2 separate regions of the Homo sapiens genome follow, and region 1 is linked to region 2. A link is a contact called in ENCODE Hi-C data. All regions are on one chromosome and are shown on one strand. Each heading gives the region's core, a stretch centred on a gene start or an enhancer-like site at or near the end of the contact. The rest is flanking DNA. Distances are from core to core; before and after follow the strand shown. Region 1 overlaps CCDC88C (coiled-coil domain containing 88C). Region 2 holds the start of ASB2 (ankyrin repeat and SOCS box containing 2).

Evidence for each region. A loop is a pair of places that touch in the nucleus more often than their neighbours do. Pooled maps may share reads with other maps.
Region 1: a loop to region 2 is called in a map with no recorded cell type, with 10 times the contacts of the local background. The contact joins the enhancer-like site here to the promoter of ASB2 in region 2. A Hi-C loop is called at or near these places in 13 of 37 single-sample maps with no recorded cell type and 4 of 50 pooled maps.

The regions. Positions count from the first base shown.
Region 1 is chr14:91,372,294-91,375,220 of GRCh38, forward strand. All of the region lies in intron 3 of CCDC88C (coiled-coil domain containing 88C), which reads right to left. LOC107984673 (a long non-coding RNA gene) reads left to right here. Exons shown (of 2, transcript XR_001750858.2): 2 at 343-1,958. Among named protein-coding and RNA genes, the nearest start is that of CCDC88C, 44 kb to the right of the region's middle. RefSeq lists enhancers at 1-72, 1,676-1,745. Within about 2 kb of position 1,383, at least 12 of the 41 ENCODE cell types and tissues checked have a DNase peak (open chromatin) inside an H3K27ac peak, as active enhancers do.
Region 2 is chr14:93,974,830-93,978,001 of GRCh38, forward strand. ASB2 (ankyrin repeat and SOCS box containing 2) reads right to left here and starts at 1,741. Exons shown (of 10, transcript NM_001202429.2): 1 at 1,605-1,741. It overlaps LOC107984663 (a long non-coding RNA gene), which reads right to left. Exons shown (of 4, transcript XR_001750861.2): 4 at 2,596-3,172. RefSeq lists an enhancer at 222-793.

The sequences.
Region 1 (2,927 bases), core at 133-2,632, 2.6 Mb before region 2:
CCAGGGTGTTTGCTATAGGGCCAGGCCCTGTCCTGGGGAGCTCACAGCCTGATCCCACCAGCAAATCCCACCAGCAAGTCTGGCACCCTAACAGAGGGATGGCAGGCACCTGAGCTGGGGGCACTGGGAGCAGAGGAGAGCGGGGAATCCAGAAAAGCTCCAAGAAGGAGGTGGCCGGAAGCTGAAATGGGAAAGAACAAGGAGCAGGTGACATCCAGGTAGATGGCAGTGGTGCGGGGGGGGGCGGGCGGGGGGGGGAGGCGTGTGTTAGTGCAGGGAGGGCTAGGAATAAAGGAAAAGGAAGACACAGAAGGTGCCCCCATCTTGTGTCTCTGGCTACAGTCCCACGATGAAGGACAACTGAGAACCAGATGTGCACAGAACCACCGTTCAGGGAGTCTGGACCCAGCCCTGTCTGCACGTTATCTAAACGGTGACAGCAGCAGCTTTGGAGTCCCCTCTGCCGGCTCCACCACCACGTTGCTGCTGGGCCTCGGCATCAAGCCCTGCCAGGTGGCCAGAAAGGCAGGTGGCCGGGCAGGCAGGCATCACTTAACCTAGCGACAATCAAGCCTGTGCCTGGCATGAAGTCAGGCCCCCGGAGGTGCTGGCTGAACCTGAGGCCTTTCCTAGCCGTCAGGTTTTGCTGGGCACTGTGCTCTCAACATGCTCCGGGGCGACACACCATCCTCCCTCCTGCTTCAACACAGGGCAGCTCTGCAGGGGGCAAACACAGGAAGCCACAGTCACCACAGTGAGCCCATAAAGGAAGACAGTCCCAGCTACCTGTGTGTGCGAGGAGTGGGGTCCATTCTAGAGATCCCCAGGAATGCACAAACCGTCCCCAGCCCCTGGGCTCAGGACCAAGGAGGAAGAACTGAGCTGGGACATCTGCTGGGGCCACCTTCTCTCTTCTCCCTCTGGCCTCAGGAGGGCCAAGAAAAACACACACGATACCAGTGCCCTATGGTGGTCTGGACTCAAGAGAGCTGGCTTGGACGCTATGCTGAGAACACTAGGGGCAGGTCTGGCCCTGGGAGCAAGTGTGCCACGGTTCATCAGTGACATCTGCCTGGGGCCAAGCAGAACTTGTGCTGGTCAAATAGCAAAGGATGAAGAGAAGGAAAAATTCTACACACATGGGAACCATGAGTCTCCAGCATGGATAAATAAGACTGTAATTACCCCTCCTTAGCCCCCACTCGCTCCTCCAAAAAAGCTTTCTGGAGGAAACAGACAGCAGAGCAGACATTTCATGCAAACTGGTCTCTTTTCATTACAGGAGTTTGCAGCAAAAGATCAGACTTCATCTAGAGAGCAAGAAACTCTCTATTCTATCACCAAGAATGTATTCTATAGCAGGAAACTGGGGGAGGGCATATCGGGACACAGTTGAAAAGCCGGGGAGGAGGAAGGTTCAGAAGTGACAAGTTTCTAATGACTAATATCTCGGCAGGAAGTGAAAATCTCAAAAGATGTTATCAACTTTGCAGCAGCTGTCCAAGTTGGGGGGTGGGCAGGGGTTGGAGGTGACCTGGCAGCCCAGCCGGTCCCCTGCCCACCCGCACCTGACAAAATCCTCTCTGTCCAGCCACACTTGCCTCCAATGCCTTCCTCAAACCCCTCCGCCGGCAATGATCACTTCCTCAGCAATCAGTGCCCCCAGGCCCCTCTCTCGTGTCCCTGCCTGAGTCCCACACAGGGAACTGAGATCCTCAGGGTCCCCAGGGCAGATGCTGGAACATGCTCACCTCTGAATCCCCCCAGGGCTCTGCACAGTGTGGCCCACAGCAGATGCCTGCCAGCTGCTGGCTAAATGGAACTGGCTGCGGGGAGGAAGGCTCTGGTGAGAACAGAGGCTTTTTGGGACCTCCAACTAAACGCACCCTCCCCCATCTACAGTGTAAAGAACACTTTATTTCGAACAGCAATAAATCAGCATGCTGCATAAACCAGGAGCTTGGCTAGACACACTGTGTCTATTACCTCTCATCCTAACTCTTGCAGGCAGTAGCAGGGTTAAGTCCACCAGGTATCTGCTAATGCAAGGTCCATTTGATCAATAGGTATTTTTCATTGCTTGGAATATTGGAGTAAATGAGAGGGCTAAAGAGGTAAATATATGTCACATGTGTGTGTTAAGAAGCAAAATAAAGGAACATAGGAGGAAGTGACAGAAAACATAGCTCTTACAGACAGGTGGTCAAAGAGGGCCCTCGATGAATCGTCAGCTGAACAAAATGCGAGTGTAGGGAGGGTGTGAGCCAGGTGGACGGGTGGAACTGGAGAATCCCAGGCAGAGGGAACAGCCAGGGGCAAGGGGTTACAGCCAGAACAGGCCGTGCAGTCCTGCTGAGCACAGAGCCTGGGGTGGCCCAACCGACCTTTGAGGCCATTCCAACAGTCTGGCAGCATCTGCAGTGGTCTCTGCAGTCAGGCTCATTCCGAAGCCTCAGGAGGCACAAGGAAGTCTCACACAAGTAACTCACTGTGATCCCAGGGGTAGTTTAAGCTTGGGTTCCAGGCACAGATGACTGGTAGTGGTTACCTAGAGTTCTGTGTTGAGAAGGATTCTGAGGCCAGATCTGGGCTCAGAGACAAAGAGGGCCAAGATCGGTCAATGGTGCCTGTCAGAGCCAGGAATGAAGATGTGGTGACACTCCCTTACGGAGCCCAATGGGACAGGCACTGTAACACGTATGTGGTATACAACATGCCGAGGGGATGTGGGCAAAACACCAGGAACTCTCTTCACTAGTTACGAAGCTACAGACTGAGTTTCCTCTGCTAAACCAGCCTTACTCTTCGAGTCTCCTTCTTGGGCTGTGGGCTCCTGAGGGTGGTGATCTGGGCGGTCTCGCTCCCCAGGGCTCTCCCAGGGCCTGGCACACAGCAGGGCTCAGCCATCATTTGCCAAATGAGCTAAT
Region 2 (3,172 bases), core at 491-2,990:
GTGCTCAACAAAGGCTTGCTGGTATGGCCTGTGTTGTTGTTCACTGTGAGGTCACCGTGCGTGGGTTAGACAGTGTCCCCCACCCCCGCCACCACAAGGCACTCATGACCCGGCCTGTTTGTGCAAGAACAGATGATGCAAACCAGCATGGCACCCAGCGGAGCTGCTGCCAGCTTCTTGGGGACGCTGTGCAGCACATGGGCCTGCCACCAGCTGTCAGGACCCGTCCAACTGTTTTGGAAGTGCCTCGAGCATCTGCCACTGTCTGCCTCATGGTGCTTCTGCCCAGGCAGAGGTCAGGGCTGTGGCGGGGGTGCTGGCCCCAGCTGGCTCTGCCTGCGTCCCTCTGAGCCCCCTCAAGCCCTCGCCTCACGAAACAAGCTTATCTTCAGAAGAGCATTCCTGTCCTGTGCAGGGGCTCAGCTTCTGCCCTGCTTCAGGCCTTCCTCATTTACCTGCCCTCCCTAGGAGTCACCAGCCTCCTTGCCTCCTCATTCCAGTGCATACCCCTGGCTTCCCGAAGAGCCACCGAAGCCAAATCTCACATCCTCCAAGGGGAATGGGCCACTGAAATGAAAATGATTCTCCACCTAGAGGCACCAGAAACCAAGTCATGTTTCTGGGCCTCCACCTCTGGGGCCTGAGATGTGAACACACGGGTGGGAGTGTAGGTGCCTGGCTGTGTCCCTTCATATCCCAGATGCTCAATGCATGTGGCTATGTGCATGCCGTCCTCTGCTCAAAAACTCTCAGAAAGTGTTCCAACTTCTTGCTTGGCCTGGAAGGATGTGCCTCTCCCTCTGGCCTCCCCTTCTAGCCTCACCCCCATTTTTCACATGCAGAACCCTTTGCCAGAGCCACATTTCACTTTCCATCATCACCCCAGGTCCCTTGACTTCCCTGCCTTTGCCCAAGCTGCTCCTCCACCTGGAGGTCTCTGTTTCCACCCTGAGGCATCCCACCCATCCTTTCAAAGGCCATGGCCTCCTTAAATGTGTCATGCATATGCGTGTGCACACACATGCATGGTATTCTTGCATCCCTGCATTCCACAGCTTTGTTGGATCTCACATAAATAACATTCCTCCATTTCCTCTCCTAATCCCCAAACAGTTGAAAGCAGAGCACATGGCACCTTGGCTGCTATGGTCTCCCACAATACCGTGCATGCCTAGGCACTCTGCAACAGCTACATTAAATTAACTCCCACTCATGAAAACCTCTATCTGTGCGCCTGGCCTGAAAGCATTTCTGAAAGTCACTTGTCTGACACAGATACCGCCCAAGACCTACAGACCCAACAATAGCATCATTGATAAGTCCTTTTGCATTTCCATTTTTAGAAGTGCACAGCAGAGTGATATTCTGAGCCAGAGTCCTCCAGAAGAATGGGTAAGTACATGCAAATTGCTGAGTCTCTGTTCATTGCATCCAAAACGAAAGTCACCAGCGTGCTGTATAACTCAAGAAAATACGAGAGAGAGGGAAAAGCAACATCACAGTTTGACTACAAGCGGTTTCCAGTAAGTACTGCAGCCGAAAATCCCCACCAGCCAAAGAATCTTTTGCAAGATCTGTATAAGAAAGTTGAAAGCATGCATTACCTGTTAGGCTCTGAAACAAGGGTACAATTCAGGGGTAATACAAAGGATTTTCTTGAAAGTGTCTTAATTCAGAACATGCTCCCCGAGTTTTCCTTCTGCCCTGGCCCCAAGCTTCTGGCTGCTCTGCCAGGCAGTTCTGAAACGCTGTCCTTTGAAGCAGGGAGTTTATTTTGGGGCCACCGCATGACCAACGTTGACAAGCCAAACTATAAGATGTTATACATCTCAGATTTCCTGTTTGGAGGTTGCACTGAGGAAGCTGCAATCCTGCCTTCCGTTCCTCCGGGTGCATCGAATACAGACTCTCACTTCAGAGAGGATCCCGGAGCTTTGGCCCTCACGTGATGTCATCATTTGTGATCCTTGACATGGAGGCCATATATGGGTATGTTTCTGGAACTACCCAGGGGAGAGCCAGACAGGAGAGAGATGCAGTGGGTCAGAGACAGAGGCAGGGAACGAGGACGAGGAGACGCATAGTTGGGAGACAAAGAGTGAGGAGCAAGGGAGGAGGAAGAAAGGGGAAGAGGAGAAGTAAAGGCAACAAAGGAGGGAAGGCAAGACAGCAGGAAGGAAGAGGATGGAGTGAAAGAGAAGGGAAGAAGGGGAGAGAGGAGATGAAGGAGTTGACGTAAAAGGGCTTTGGAGAAATCAAGGTTTGGTGCTGAGCTTGTGGCAGCATTTGGGGATAGCAGGTGTCTGGCTGCTGGATACTGTGGGGTGGGGCTGGGGATACAAAGGGCCAGGGTACAAATGAGCCAACAAACAAACACAGAGGCATGCGGGCAAGCCCTGGGCAGAGATATACAACAGAAGAGAGCCCTTCCTCCTGGTCTAGGGAAGAACGTCCCATTTCTGGAATAGGTCAAATGTCAAAGACAACACATACACAGCCACATGCACTGAGCATCCGGGATGTGACAGGACATGGCCAGGCACCTACTCTCCCACCCGTGTGTTCACATCTCATGCCTCAGAGTTAGGGGTCCAGAAACATGACTTGGTCTGTTCCTCTAAGGGGAGAATCATTTTTGTTTCAGTGGCCCATTCCCCTTGGAGGATGTGGATTTATGATGGCCACAGCATGATTTCTCACTGATTCAAACTCAGGAAACCTCAGGATGCCTTTACACGCACTTCGAATATTCCACAAGGAAATACATCTCAGTATACAAGGTGCCACGGGGTTGAGTCAAGGTTCTGGAGGTCTGACTGGTGCTAAAGATGGGAAGGACACCAGTGGTCCCCAGGCAGTCCCCCAGCTTCCCTGGTACCTGCCAAATTGCTCATCACCCCAGCTGGGTCAGTCTTCCCAGGCCACTGTGGCTGGGTGGCCCTCAAAGTTAGCTCAAGTTCAGCCCCTTCCAGACCCATGTGCTATGGAGGGAGTGTAGGAGAAGGGCAGAGAAGGGGCTGTCAGATTCTTTTTACTTTTTGGAGACTCTGCTACCCAGTAGGATGTTCCCCGAGAGACGTCTCTGTGGGACGGCTCCCCGAGGCCGGGCTGCTTTCCTGGGCTCCTTGCTGGAGGCAAAACACAGGTTCCTCTACTTCCTGCCCACCACCTG